Linked DNA regions of Homo sapiens: region 1 is linked to region 2. A link is an interaction called in ENCODE POLR2A ChIA-PET data of the cell type or tissue named here. Cell type or tissue: MCF 10A. All regions are shown on one strand. Links, peaks and the distances in the headings refer to the core of each region. The heading gives the core; the rest is flanking DNA. Region 1 has its middle 230 kb from the start of BMP2. Region 2 has its middle 150 kb from the start of BMP2.

Region 1 (7,528 bases), core at 1,689-6,688, 74 kb before region 2:
TTCCAATAAAAAATATAAACAAACAAACAAATAAATAAATATTAAGTACAGCCACCTTTTCTATAACAGGCCTTGGCAAAAACAAAGCAAAACAAAACCACGCAAATAAAATTATGAAGAGAGTCCTGGAATGTCAATCAAAGTCACCTTGTGGGTGATTTCTGTGTCCTTCCTGTGCAATAGCAAAAATGAAGAAGAAAATGAATAAAATACTGTCATCTCCTGACCCCCTTAGAATGTCTCCACATCCTAGTAGTTGAGGGGTTTTCTAGAAAACATTTGTATACTCAGAGCAGGTGGAAATGGCGAGTGTTTAGGACCCCGGACCCAACCCTTTTCACAAATGGGATCTGCTGTTAGCCCTGCTGTAAAGCATCTCCTTGGTAAGCCTGATTCAGACAAAGCTTGCATTGTGAATTTTGAATCACAAGCTCAATCCCTGTGCAACAGAACTTTCTGTGATGGTGGAAATGTTCTGTAAACCTCGTTCCTCGATACGGCGGCCGCTTGGACAAGTGACTATTGACCACATGGAATGTGACAGGTCTAAGGAATTCTTAATGAAATTTAATTTTTATTAATTAAAATTTAAATGGCCACACAGTAGTAACTGGGGCTACTACATGGGACATGGGCACAGAGGACACCGGCTGGCTTTCCTCACTAGTGGCAGCTCCAGAGATACCACTATCCCACAGCCCCATTTTAGCTACCTTTGGATTGGGGTGGAAGTCCTCTCTAGTAGTAGATGATAGAGAACTTAGAATTGCGAACAATTTTCTAAAACAATATAATCACTTTACTTTCAGATATGTGTGATTACTGACAAAAAGGGAACCAGCTTGCTAAAGTTGCAGTCCTGCTTGGCTTACAGAAATATCATTATTTTCAGTTAGCCTGTAAATACCCCAAACTGGACTTGGCTTACTTACTTTGCAATTTTATTGTCTATATGTATGTGAATGGTGTTTTACTGTATGTTTTAATCTTTTCATCACCCAGTTTCTCTTAAACTAATGCACTCCCTCAAGTAAAGGCTTTGCCTACCTACTAATCATGAAAAACTCATCCAGACAGCTGCTTGCTGTGTCGACAATGCCAAACAGCCTCCTCCACCTTGGTTGATTTAGCTAAGCCCTTGGTAGTATAAAGTAATGTTGATGGCTTTTACTTTTTTATTTTTTGCATTTTGAACTTTTAACACCCTTCTGCCTCCAAACTCTTAAGCTAAATTTCTTCACCTTTTACACCTGTTCATGATCTATGTATGCACACTTTACCAGTAGTATCTAGAATGTTATTCTTAAACTTTAGGGAACAAAGGAATCATCTGAAAGGCTTGTTAAACACATATTCCTGTGCCCTACACCCAAAGTTTCTGATTCAGTAGATCTAGAGTGGGGACAGAGAATTTGCATTTTCAGTAAGTTCTGAGGTGTTGAAGATGTAGCTTATCTGGAGACTATGCCTTAAGAAACACTGACATTGCGGCACTATTCACAATAGCAAAGACTTGGAACCAACCCAAATGTCCAACAATGATAGACTGGATTAAGAAAATGTGGCACATACACACCATGGAATACTATGCAGCCATAAAAAATGATGAGTTCATGTCCTTTGTAGGGACATGGATGAAATTGGAAATCATCATTCTCAGCAAACTATCACAAGGACAAAAAAACAAACACCGCATGTTCTCACTCATAGGTGGGAATTGAACAATGAGAACATTTGGACACAGGAAGGGGGACATCACACACCGGGACCTGTTATGGGGTGAGGGGAGCGGGTTGGGATAGCATTAGGAGATATACATAATGTACATGACGAGTTAATGGGTGCAGCACACCAACATGGCACATGTATACATATGTAACAAACCTGCACACTGTGCACACGTACCCTAGAACTTAACGTGTAATAAACATTTATGTATATATATATAAACACACACAGGAAGAGAAAAAATAAAAAGAAAGAAACACTGACATAAGTATTCTTCTTTATTTCTGGGACTCCTCCCCACAGCTACTTAAACCCTGTGGTTGGTCATTGTATTGAAGACCTCAGCAATGCTCTTTACAAAACTGGATGTGCGTGATTCCATTGGGACATTATTCAAATGAAGAGTTGGTGTCAGTGAGTCCAGAGTGGAACCTGAGGATCTGCATTTCTAACAAGCTCCTCAGTGATGCTGAGGCTGCTGGAACACCCTAAACTTCCCACTTCAACTTTTCACCTTGGGTATTTTCACCCCTGTGCCATTCTGAGAAACACAAGTTTCCCGAACCCTGCTAAGGAGCTGGGTTCTTTGACATTCATTGTTGCCTGAGAGTTCCTCCTGCTGGCTAACACTGCAGCTGCCACTCCCCAGTCCCATGCTCAGGGCAACCATCGTTGATTCATCCTGGCAATTGAGTCGGAATGCCCCCAGAAAACCTTTCTCAAAACAGTGTCCTCCAGGCCACCATGAGCAAATCCTGATAGAATAAGAGGAAACTGATTAACTCTCCTGATTCAAAATAAATCTCCTGGCTGGGAGTGCAGTGCCTCACACCTGTAATCTCAGAAATTTGGGAGGCCAAGGTGGGTGGATCACTTGGGGTCAGGAGTTCGAGACCAGCCTGGCTAACATGGTGAAACCCCATCTCTACTAAAAATACAAAAATTAGCCAGGCGTGGTGGTGGGCACCTGTAATTCCAGCCACTCGGGAGGCTGAGACAGGAGAATCGCTTGAGCCTGGGGAGGTTGAGGCTGCAGTGAGCCCAGATTGTGCCACTGCACTCCAGCCTGGGTGATAGTGAGACTCTATCTCAAAAAAACAAAACAAAACAAAATAAATCTCCCAAAATAGTTCTACGAAACTTCACTAGGGGTTAAATTTTTTTCCCACTTTTTAGTGCCAATAGACAATCATACTTTCTATGTAACTGAGAATATTTAGTTCATATGGTTATTCAGTTCCCTCTTTCAAATACTTCTATTAATTTTGATATATGTTTCTCGCTGTTGTTTTCAGCCATCATCTCTAATTACCTTCTGCCTTGGTAGAAGTCATGATCTGCTTTATTAATACTTGATTTTTTACCTTCCAAGATGATACACACTCTACTTAGTGTCTTTGATATGTTCTTCTTTTAAATTTCTCCCTTATCTAAGTTAAACTCTTATTTCTTTTGTCAAAAATGTGTACTCTTGATGCTTCTATTAGACCAAAATGCCTGTCTTGTTTCTCTCTTTGCTTTAACTTTCATTTCTTCAAAAGTGGAGTCTATTCACGGCTTCCATCTTGAAAGCAGCCCCTTATTCCTTAACCTACAGAAATGGATCCCCCCAACACCCCACCTACCTAGCAATAGTGCATAGCTGTTTACTCAGGAAACCCAATGACTTTTTCTCAATCCTCAATGCAGTAATTTTTATTGACTAGGTGCTTTGAAACAAAAGATTTTGTTTTCCACTACATCCTGGCCCATTCTTTAACACCCCTGGCTTCACTTCTGCTTCTATCACTAAATATCTAGAAGCCAAAAAGGGGTTCTGTCTCTGTTCTGCTACAGCTCTCTAGTCTTCCTCAGAAATCTCACTGACTGAGCTCATCTTTTCCTCCCCAAGTCAGTTTACTCTTTGAGTTTTCTTATTTTGTTGTTTAAGTGGCCTGGGCTCAAAGTCCCAGAATCCGCCTGAACCTGCCCACACGTCACTCTCTACACCCAGTGAGTTCTCAGGTCCTATAAATACTTCCTTCAAAATGTTTCTCTCTTTCAAATGATTCTTTAAAACATTCCATTCCTTTTTATCACTGCCAATTCCAACCTCGTGCAGGTCTCTCATTACTCAATCCTCTAAGCATACTGGGCATTTCTCAATTCTCTCCATGTCAATTAATCTAAGAGGCTGTTGTAATGGAATTTCCCCAAACCCTTCCTTCTTATGTCACACTCATGTTCCCAAAGCCCTCATCACCCCACATTTCCTGTAGTTAAATAAAAGATCTATATCCTATCCTGGTGTTCAAGAGCCTCTGTAATGGGACCATTCAATGTATCTACATTTCTCTCCTTCTACTTGCCTCCATGGACTTTTCATGAACTCTCCACTTTAGCCATATTGGTTCACTTTTTCTCAAAATATGTCATGTTGTGTGCACAGAGCCACCCCACCCCATCCTTAGCCCCTGCCAGTTGCCTATGTCCTCCCTTCCTCCATTATTCATCCCAAACTCCAACAGCTGGGTCCACCTCTCCTGACTTTAGTCTCAGTGTGCTTTGCATGTTGCAAGCCTGGTTTGAACAATTCAATTAGCACCTAGTCTTTCTTTTTTTCTATATCTTTTTCCTATAAATCCTAAATTCCTGCACAGATTTGAAGCTCCCTGTACAAGGAGCTCTATCTGACATTTGTGATACGTAGAATGGCAGCATGTGGATCAGCAGTACCACCAGACAGCTGAGTTTGAAAGTAAAGACTTGATTCTAATTTTGTCCACTTATAGATCAACGTTAGAATTTCTATGCAGTTTAAACTTAGCTTTGCCCTCAGGGTGATAATTTTACACAGTGTCCTGCAAAAGATATACACGCCCAAACAGATAGCATTTCTTACAATAACAAGACCTCCACACAGTCAAAAGCTGCAGTTGAACTAAATCTTCTTTCATATTCTAGTTAATAAATGCTCCTAAATATTTTCAAGTTTCTCCACCGTCGCTAAGGCTTAGAGAGGCTATTTGTCATACTTGCGAAGGCTTCAAATGAGGCATGATTTCCAGAAGAAAGCAGCTGTGTAAAATTGGCCTGCAAACAGAAAGACGGCATGGCTGTGGGACACCTAGCCTGCTGTCAACAACCAAAACTCTCACCGGCACTGGTAATGTTTTATTGGTTTAATATTAAATAACTGCCCCTGCATACGGAGTGTATTATATTTAATGGTACTCTAATACTTGGAACTGCAGTTTTCTCTCATGCACCTGTAAAATTAGTATTTCCAAATATTCCACTAAGTTAATAAAGCTTAATTTGTTTTATGTGCGGTGTCCAAAAGCCTGACATAGGCAGTGGAACTCTTGACTTGGAGAAGATCTGATGGGTAAATGGTTATTCACCACCTAAGAGGGACTGTTTTTTTTTTCTCTCTCTCTCTATGTATCTCAATGCACACTATTTGAAACAAAGATTATAAGGTTTTTGTTTATCTTGAGTCATCAGTGAGCGATTAATGCACTTTGGTTACCCTTTGCTTTGTTCAGGGTAAGTCTGGATGGGGAGATGAGTAATTGCAGGTTTGCTAAGACCAAACCTGAAGACGATTCTTCAGCCTGCTCCTGTTTGAATGCCTTAACTATTACTAAACCTTGGGTAGGGAGTCATTTTTAGTTTTGCCCAGACATTTTAAGCCTTCAATTAGAAAGGATTATTTACCAATAGTATTCATTTGAGGGCAAAATTTCCCAATTATAAAACAGTTAAAACAAAAGCTGAAAACAATGAAATTTGGATTCTGTGTTTTTCTTACTGAAAGTTATGACCTGGCTCACTCAGAACTCACCATTCATATTAATTCATCTTGTTTCTAGAAGCCATTGTGATCTTCTGATTCTGCTTTTGGCACTAAGAACAGTCTGAACTAAGGTACAAAATAAAAACAGGTTTTAATAAATTCAATGGGCATTGTGGCCACCCAGCCTGTTCTTTATAGACTCACTTTCTAAGATTAACTGACCTACAGACTGATTTTTTTCAAAGTTGCCCATTTAAAATTGGATCTTCGTTCATATGCAAGTATTTGTTTGAATACCTGTTTTCAATTATTTGGGGGTATATATTCAGATACATCCATGGCAACAGAGAGCAAATTATCTGTTGCCAGGTGCTTGGGGCAGGGGAGAGTGCAAGTGACTGTTTAATAGGTACAGGGTTTCTTTTTGGGGGTGATGAAATGTTTTGAGCCTATAACAGATAGCATTAATAGTTGCATTGCATTATAAATGTACTGAATAAATACAATTGAATTATACATTTTACAATGGTTTATTTTATGTTAGGTGAATTTCACCTCAATTAATAAACAAAAAACTAGAACTTCAGCATGGGCTTGCTGAATGTATCGTTTGCAAGCCAGCCCCTTTCAGCACAAGCTTATAAGTGGTATTGAGCTACCCTTACAAATGAGCCCTAGAGCCTAGCTTCTGAAAGAAACACATGGCTTTCGACTATTTCTTACATATCCTCATGTGATCAAACTTGCCTACTTCTATTTAGATCTACTGCGCCTGTTGCTATTAACAGGACTATGTAGAGAGCCAACGCCCGTCCCTGCACTTTCTCAAAGATCTTTCCTCCAGTCTCTGATTGTCTTTCCACATGATACTGCTTTTCTTCATTTGTTTTTATTTTCTGATTACATCTAAGGAGCCAGCAATTTTTAGGGACTCCGCATTAGCCTTTTCTCTTCTCTGCCCTGTGGGGATATCAGATGATTGATATCACCTGGCTGCTGAGGAGGCCCAAATCTGGACCTGCTGCCCTGCTGCCTCCCCTGGTTCCAGACCTGTGTGGCATTAACCACCTGCATGCCCAAAAGATGATCACTTCCCAGATAGAGGCCATTATAAATTAGCTCACCTTCATATAATTTTTTAAAATGGTTTAGAAAGTACTTTCACAGATGTTATCTCTTTAAATCTTCACATCATCCTTGTGAGACAAATAACATTGCAATGCCTCTACTCTCTGCTTTGCAGATAAGAAGGCTGAAGCAGAGAGAGGTGCAGTGGTCAAGGTCACTGGGCTGATAAAATACCCACTGTATTAGTCCATTTTCATACTGCTATAAAGAACTGCCGGAGACTGAGTAATTTATAAAGGAAAGAGGTTTAATTGACTCACAGCTCAACATAGCTGGGGAGGACTCAGGAAACTTACAATCATGGCAGAAGGTGAAGACGAAGCAAGGCACCTTCTTCACAAGGTGGCAGGAAGGAGAGTTGCTGAGTGAAGAGAGGAAGATCCCTTTATAAAACCATTCGGTCTCGTGAGAACTCACTCACTATCACCAGAACAGCATAGGGGAACCACCCCCCGCCCATGATGTTCATTTACCTGCACCTGGTCTCTCCCTTGACACGTAGGGATTATGGGGATTATGAGGATTAAAATTCAAGAAGAGATTTGGGTGGGGACACAAAGCTGACCACATCACCTATCCTGCCATATAATAGGGTGTCTTTACATTCCTTCAAAAATGTTCCCTCTACCACATTTGCATTCTCTTTTGTCAATGCCACTTTCTTTCCACCCAGATCTGGAAGTAGACTCTTCCAAGTTATTCTCAACTTTCTTCCTCCTCAGTACCCACATATATCCAGGTCTGTCACCTTGAATCTTATTCTACAGCCATGGCCAACTGTGCATTCCCTCTTCTCCCTCTCATCAGACTATTGCAAAATTCTCTTAGCTGATCTCCTAGTTCCCACTTCTATGGAGCTCCAGATGATTATATCTTATCACTACTTTTGTCCCA
Region 2 (7,528 bases), core at 835-5,834:
GAAGGAGGCAGCCATAAAATATTCTACTTATTTCAAAACTAATTTCAAGGCTGGGCGCTGTGGCTCATGCCTGTCATCCCAGCAATTTGGGAGGCTGAGGTGGGCGGATCACGAGGTCAGGAGATTGAGACCATCCTGGCTAACACGGTGAAATCCCGTCTCTACTAAAAATACAAAAAATTAGCCGGGCGGGCGTGGTGGCGGGTGCCTGTAATCGCAGCTACGTGGGAAGCTGAGGCTGGAGAATGGCGTGAACCCAGGAGGCACAGCTTGCAGTGAGCCAAGATCGCGCCACTGCACTCCAGCCTGGGCGACAGAGCGAGACTCTGTCTCAAAACAAACAAACAAACAAACAAACAAATTTCAACATCATTAATATTTGAAACAGAACTTGAATCTTTCAGGAATACACATATCTCAGTTCTTAAAAAATAGCCTTTTGTTACATTAACGTATTTAAAATATTTCATACTGTTTGTTACTATATTTATAGCAGATTTAGAATTCCATGATTCTATAATGCCTAGTCCTTATTTCCTTTGGTTAAGTTTAGGATGTGGTAGATTATTGTTCATCAAATATTCACTCCCTTTCCCCCATATTCGTGGAAAGAGTGCCATTCTCCACTCCCTTGATGCTGAACTTAACCAAGTTACTTGCTTTGTCCAATGGGATGTTAGTGAACACGACAGAGGAAGAGGCTTGAGCTGTGCTTGTATAATTGGGATTGCTGTCTGGCATTGCTTTCAGTCACCATGAAAATTATAACATGCCCCAAATAACCACTTGTTCAAAAGGGATAAGAGACACACGGAGTACACTTGAACAACGTGAAGCTAGGAACCTACTCTAGCTAAACCCAACATGGACAAACCCAATCTCAACTACCTCATGAATACACTAAAAAGAAAGACTTTACCCATGTAACAAACCTGCATGTGTACCCCTTGAACCTAAAATAAAAATTGGAAAGAAAATAAATAAATAAGAAAGAAAGAAATGACTATTGTTGGATGTCCCTGAGGTTGTTTTTTTTTAAGTATTTTGTTATGCAGCATTATCATGGCAGTAGATGACTGACACATAGGCTTTATAAAAGACCACATATTATTCAAAGCACTCTTCATTGCAAGCAACAGAAACATAACCCAAACTAATCTATGCAAAGAGAAAAATCAGTTAACTGGATCTGAGGGTTTAGGCAAAGCTGAACTTAGATCCCCTTTTAATATAACTCAATTGGTGTTATCAGGAGTATACCCCTCACCATCTCTCAATTCTATTTTCCTCTGGATTGTTGTCGTTCTCAGAGGAGATCCCTTTATGTGGTGACAAAGATGGTCTCCAGGAATGTTAGGTTTACATACTGCTGGTACATCTAATCTAGAAAGAACAGAGCACCTCTTCCCTAAAATCTCTAGCAGAAGCCCTGGGAATGAGGCTCTCTGATTGTATGGTACACCAGGAGCATACTCCAAACTAATCATTCTGGCTGGGGATACAGTGTTCTGATTGGTCAAGTATGGGCCATGTGACTATCACTGGTGGTGGTGGAAGCAAAGAGAGGCTGTAAGTCCCATCCAAACTTCAGGATCTGAAAATAGGAAAGAAATGGGTCCCCAGGGAAAAATGAAGAAACTGTTACCAAAATGGTACACAGAGGAAAAAATAGCAGAAGAGCATGACAGACACAGCTGTATAGTATTTGACATTTTTTCTGCCTTAATGTAAACAGCCACTACTTTACAGCTTCAAAAAGAAGTGCCATCAGCCCTCTTAAGAAATCTCTCGGGCATGCCCTAGCATTGGTTTTAAGCTCTGTGCCTCAGCTTGGCTGCCCTAAAGGACACTCCTCATTTCACTTGTCCTGGTATTTTCCTAGTCTCTTGGCCTATTTGGGTTGTGGTTGTTTGTTCAGAACAGAAGGCTTTAGTTCTCTCCACACTAACCAGAGGGAAATGATCAAACCTAGAAACTAAAAAAAGCTAGAAACCAACCTCTGCCAGTTTTGCATAAACTATCCTAAATGTATAGCCAAATCTTGGATTTAAAAGCTGTACATTATAATTCAGTGTTTCTGTGCTTTTCTGGTCAAGCACAAGAAACAAGTCTCCCTCAAAGCACAGTTTTCAAACCAAGCCTGGATATCAGCCACTAATTTGGTAAAGAGCTATCTCTTTGTGATTTCCCAAGGGTGACTACGCCAATAAGCTATCAAGCTGACCTATTTTGAAAGCAGGCGCGACATCACTTTGAATTAGGAGTGTCAATGCAAACTAGCTTATTATTGTGAATAATAGCCATTGTTAAACTAGCCCTGGGCGAATCATTCTGCACACGTGGATACATACTTACTGCTTCCGTGTTGGACGCCAGTGCAGATATGAGGCAAATGAAAATCACGTATTTAGCAACCAGTTGGTTTCTTTTTGCTGTTTGGCAAACGGACAGTCTTTTAGAGAATGATTGATCATTTTACTCCTAAAGGCAGAACTATATCTTACCCCCTCTGTTGTCTTCATAGTGTCTAGACCAGTCAGTTGTGTACACAATAAATGTAAGACAAATTGAAACTGTCTATAAGGTTTCTGTCTCCACATTCAAAGCAGATGAATGCCCCAGTCCATGAGGAGATGAGCTATGCTTTTTGTTGTTATCAAACTTTTTTCTAAACAAATAAGCAGCTAAATCTAAGCTGTAAAATAATAACTTGTATAAAATACATTTATTAGTTGCAATAAACACACAGGTAATTAGAAGCAAGGCAGGCATCATTTTTAAGTTAGTCCAGGTCCAAACGGCAGGAGGCTAGAGACCATTATGAGGGTTTTTAACCACTCACTGAACTTTTTTAAAAAGGTCCTTACTAAGAACTAAATCGATTTAAAAATAGTGTTATTTTATGAATGAGATTTATATTACCAACTATGGGAAGAAGCAGGAAATATGTAGAGGACCATCCCAAAATTTCACCTACCATACTTTTCATCAAGCACTTTTTAGCATCATTCTCCGAGAATGATTCTCAAGAAGGCTGAAACATAGGCCAAGCCTACAGTATTTTTATTCTACAGAAGAGGAAGATAAGATTATAAATGGAGCAGTAACTTCCCTGGTTATTTAGTGATCAACCAGGTCTAAAGCTTAGGGTTCTCCTAGCCCCTTTTACTCCCCAGGGACTTGACTTCTTCCTTGATAGCTGGTAATTTTCCAGCTGTTACATGATTTTTATTTCGGGCACAACTTTAATAAGTATGAAGTTTGGCTTTTACTAATGCTTAGCTGTTTACAAAGACTTTCACATGAATTATCTTATTTATCAGTCAAACAATTATCCCATTTAAAACATTAACTACATATGAACAAAAGCTCAAGTACAGATATGAATCTGTATATATACACTTACCTCAGTGCTCACACCCTCATTACGGGAGTAGCAGAGTCACTATCTCGACTTTAAGAAATTTGTGACTTCACAAGCACGCTGATTAATCCAGCATGTGAGGCAGGTAAATGCTAACTATTATTAAGACCCTGATTTTTCAGTTAGCAAAACTGACACAGTCAGTTACTTAATTCAAAAAAAAAAAAAAACCAAGATTATTAAGAGTAAAGGAAGGAGGACAGGCTGTTGGCAGACCAATGCCAAGAACACCCCTCCCCAGTGGGACAGGATTGCTGGTTGATCACAGAGACAAACATAGCAGACGTGTCAAAACAGCAGCTGCTCGTAGTCTTGTCACTTCTGACAGCTCAGCTGACATACTCATCTGGTCACAGCAGCAGCCTTCCAGAAGCTGCCCTCTATTAAGTTCCTATTACATGGTACCATGCACTGTGACAAATGTCTTAATGCATTATATGCCATCAAATTCTGTCTTTTTTTTTTTTTTTTTTTGAGATGAGTCTCACTCTGTCGCCCAGGCTGGAGTGCAGTGGCACAATCTCAGCTCACTGCAACCTCTGCCTCTCAGATTCAAGTGATTTCTCCTGCCTCAACCTCCCGAGTAGCTGGGATTACAGGTGTGAGCCACCATGCTCAGCTAATTTTTGTATTTTGTATTTATTTATTTATTTATTTTAGTAGAGATGGGGTTTCACCAGGTTGGCCAGGCAGGTTTCGAATTCCTGACCTCAAGTGATCTGCCCACTTTGGCCTCCCAAAGTGCTGGGATTACAGGTGTGAGCCACCATGCTTAGCTTATCAAATTCTTATGATAACTCTTTAAGTGGATACCACTATTATGTTCATTTTACAAATGAAGAACTGGTAGTTCAGAGAAGTTAAGCTACATGCCAAAGATCACACAGGAAAGTTGCAGAGCTGAGATTTAAATCTAGCTATCTTTGACTAAAGTCTGTGTCTGTCCCCCAGGCCCCGTAAAGTTCACTGCCCACATTTTCTTCCCACTTTCCTCCTTGCTTTCTCCTTTCCACCACCTTGCAGAATCAAAAGATATCATAGAAGCAAAAAATAACTCTTTCTGACAGGGCCTCTTCCTCTCAATATTACTCTGATGAGACTATTTTAACAGAAACTCTGGAAAAACATGATGTCTCATTACATACACTTTACTTCAACTATTAACTCCCAAAGTCAATGTGGTTCACAGCTGGAAATTTAGCATACACAGTAGCTGTCAGTTTATACCTCTAGCCCCTACTGACAATACCACTGTATCGTAATACATGGCAGAGTACTGATATTACCATGGGTTTACTGTCCATATTTATAATTGATGGAAATGGTACATTTCAACAAAAGCTTAGGAAATATAAAGAAATATTATTTTCCCATCTAAGTTCATAGACTCTTCTATAGTCTTGCAAATAAACCAACTTCTCCCACAGATAATAGCAATCTCCATGGCAAGCTGGCCTTTTATTATGACTTTACAGTCATCAGCAAAGACTTAGGCAGGAAAAGTTGTGAGTGTGTGACAGTTTGGAAAAAGGGCTCAATCAATGGCACAGGAGCTTTGCCTACAAGTTCCTCCTATGGAAAGTAACATTGAAATGCGTGAGTATCTTCTAGAATATATGTAAAACTACATTTCTAACACTGCTGAAAAAAAAAAAAAAAAAAGGAAAAGCAGCTTGGGTATTGGCACCAGAAAAAAAAATTGTCCAAAAAGAGGGAAGAAAACGTGAGAAGGCTGTTGTTTTTTGTTTTTTGTTTTGCTGTGAGACTTTTTGTGGGGTTGTTGCTTTTTTTCTTTTTTCTTTTGAGACAGTTTCACTCTGCCACCCAGGCTGGAGTGCAGTGGCGCGATCTCGGCTCACTGCAACCTCTGCCACCCAGGTTTAAGTGATTCTTGTGCCTCAGCCTCCTGAGTAGCTGGGATTAAGGCACTCGCCAACACGCCCGGCTGTATTTTGTATTTTTAGTAGAGACGGGGTTTCACCATGTTGGCCAGGCTGGTCTCAAACTCCTGACCTCAAGTGATCTGCCCGCCTCGGCCTCCCAAAGTGCTGGGATTACAGGTGTGAGCCACCGCACCTGGCCAGGATTTTGTTTTGGTGCTGCCCTAGATGCCCCTGTCTAGTGTAAACTATGTTTTTTTCTTTCTTCCTTTCTCCACATTTTTAAATTGCTATGCAGGTGTTTAGCTCTGGACACAGAACCAACAGAAACAATCAGAAGCTCTGTTAGGCCAAAACAAATTCCAGATTCCTTTTCTCCTCTTCCTTTATACCCCTCCCCTTCTCCAAAATCAAGGACCACAAAGTATCCAGTTGGAAGAATAATTTCCTCTAAGAGCCAAGGTTCTTAACCTTTACTGTTACATGGACTCATTTTACAATTCAATGGAGCCGTTGACTGCTTCTCAGAATAACAATTTTTAAATGCATTAAATAAAATATATAGAATTATTAAGAAAAACATCAATAATGAAATATTTATAGTCTTTTCTTAATTTTATTTTTCCATAAGTTATTGAAGTACAGGTGGTATTTGGTTAGATGAGTAAGTTCTTTAGTGGAGATTTGTGAGAACCTGGTGCACCCATCATCCGAGCAGTATACACTGCACCATATTTGTTGTCTTTTATCCCTCGCCCCCCTCACACTCTTCTCCCCAAGTCCCTGAAGTCCATTGTATGATTCTTATACCTCCTCATAGCTTAGCTCCCACATATCTATAATAATATTTTTAATTGCTGTAGTGAGGCATGTGCTCCCTTACTAACGCTTTAAGTAGAAAGATCTAGTGGTAGGTCTAATATTTACCATAATATCTAAGTAGTGTTGGACGTAAAGCATCTGTTGAGACCAGATGTCTCTACATCAACAACTGTATTGTAATATGTTACAGAATGCTGACATTACCGTGGGTTATTTGTCCATATTTATAATTGGTAGAAAAGCTATATTTCAACAAAAGCTTAGGAAATACAAAGAAGTAATGTTTTCCCATTAAGTTCATGGACCCTGCTATAGTTGGAATGTCCCTTCCAATACACTTTTTGAAACTCAATCCCCAATATGCCAGTATTGAGAGGTAGGGCCTTAAAGAGGTGATTGGATCACAAGGGCTCAATTCAATGAGAATTGAATGAATCCATCCATTCATGGATTAATGGATTAATGAGTTATCATGAAAGGGGAACTGGTGGTTTTACAAGAAGGGGAAGAGCAACCTGAGCTAGCCCATGTGCACAGTCATCCTCCTTGCCATGCAACCAGCAAGGAGGCTCTCATTAGATGCGGCCTCTCAACATTGGATTTATTAGCATCCCTAACTGTAAGAAATAAATTCCTTTTCTTCTGGATTATCCAGTTTCAAGTATTCTGTTATAAGCAACAGAAAATGGACTATTACAAACTCCTTGACTTCGATCCATGGATCCCAAGATTAAAATCCTTTTCCTAGAGGCATATATACTGGTTTGAAATCACCCTTAAATTTTTACACCTCTGCACTCTCTGCCTTGTCTCCTTAACCTGCTGAGCGTCTCTCACCAAATGAAGAGCTTATGCTTGATATCTGAGTTCCCAGCACCTTTCAGAAAGATTGTTTTAAAGGCACCTTGAATATGGTAGAAATGTTAGGAAGCCTGAAACAGTAGAGATTTTGTTTGTCTTTTCTCCAGCTATTAAATTTAAGGCTTTGGAAATGGAAGTTGTCCTTCAAAGGGCTTATGGAGAAAGGATTTCATCTGTAGGCAACTGGGCTGGAATAAACCAAACTTAGGCCATGCCTATATAAAGATTTTAGTGCAATTTAAACTTTGAAAAAAAAAAGAAATATGCAGAAAAAGATGTTTTAAAAGGCCATGAAAATGGCAAAGAAAAGGAGAGAAAGAGATGGAAGAAAGATAAAAGGAAAGGAAGAGAAAACAGAAGATTTTTAACAAGATTCTCAAAAGCGTGGCAATCCAATGAATATTAGAAATAAACTAGAACCTCGTTGTCATTGTGACTTTAGTTTTGGTCATTCAAACAGCTCTGAATATCAGCATTCAGTTTTCCAAAATGACAGGCTTGGACTTCTGACTCCTTAATATCAAGACGACTGTGCAGAAAA

Evidence for each region. Peaks named below come from ENCODE experiments on the same cell type or tissue, not always from the same donor. Only the 100,000 strongest peaks of a DNase experiment are listed, where the experiment ranks them.
Region 1: POLR2A ChIA-PET joins it to region 2 with 13 read pairs; 2 of 35 experiments call an interaction of 5 or more read pairs at or near these places.

What each region holds. Positions count from the first base shown.
Region 1 is chr20:6,990,950-6,998,477 of GRCh38, reverse strand. No RefSeq gene overlaps it. Among named protein-coding and RNA genes, the nearest start is that of BMP2, 230 kb to the right of the region's middle. In MCF 10A, for the core only: no CTCF peak of the experiment used is centred there; DNase peaks (open chromatin) are centred at 3,847 and 5,257.
Region 2 is chr20:6,916,187-6,923,714 of GRCh38, reverse strand. No RefSeq gene overlaps it. Among named protein-coding and RNA genes, the nearest start is that of BMP2, 150 kb to the right of the region's middle. In MCF 10A, for the core only: no CTCF peak of the experiment used is centred there; no DNase peak of the experiment used is centred there.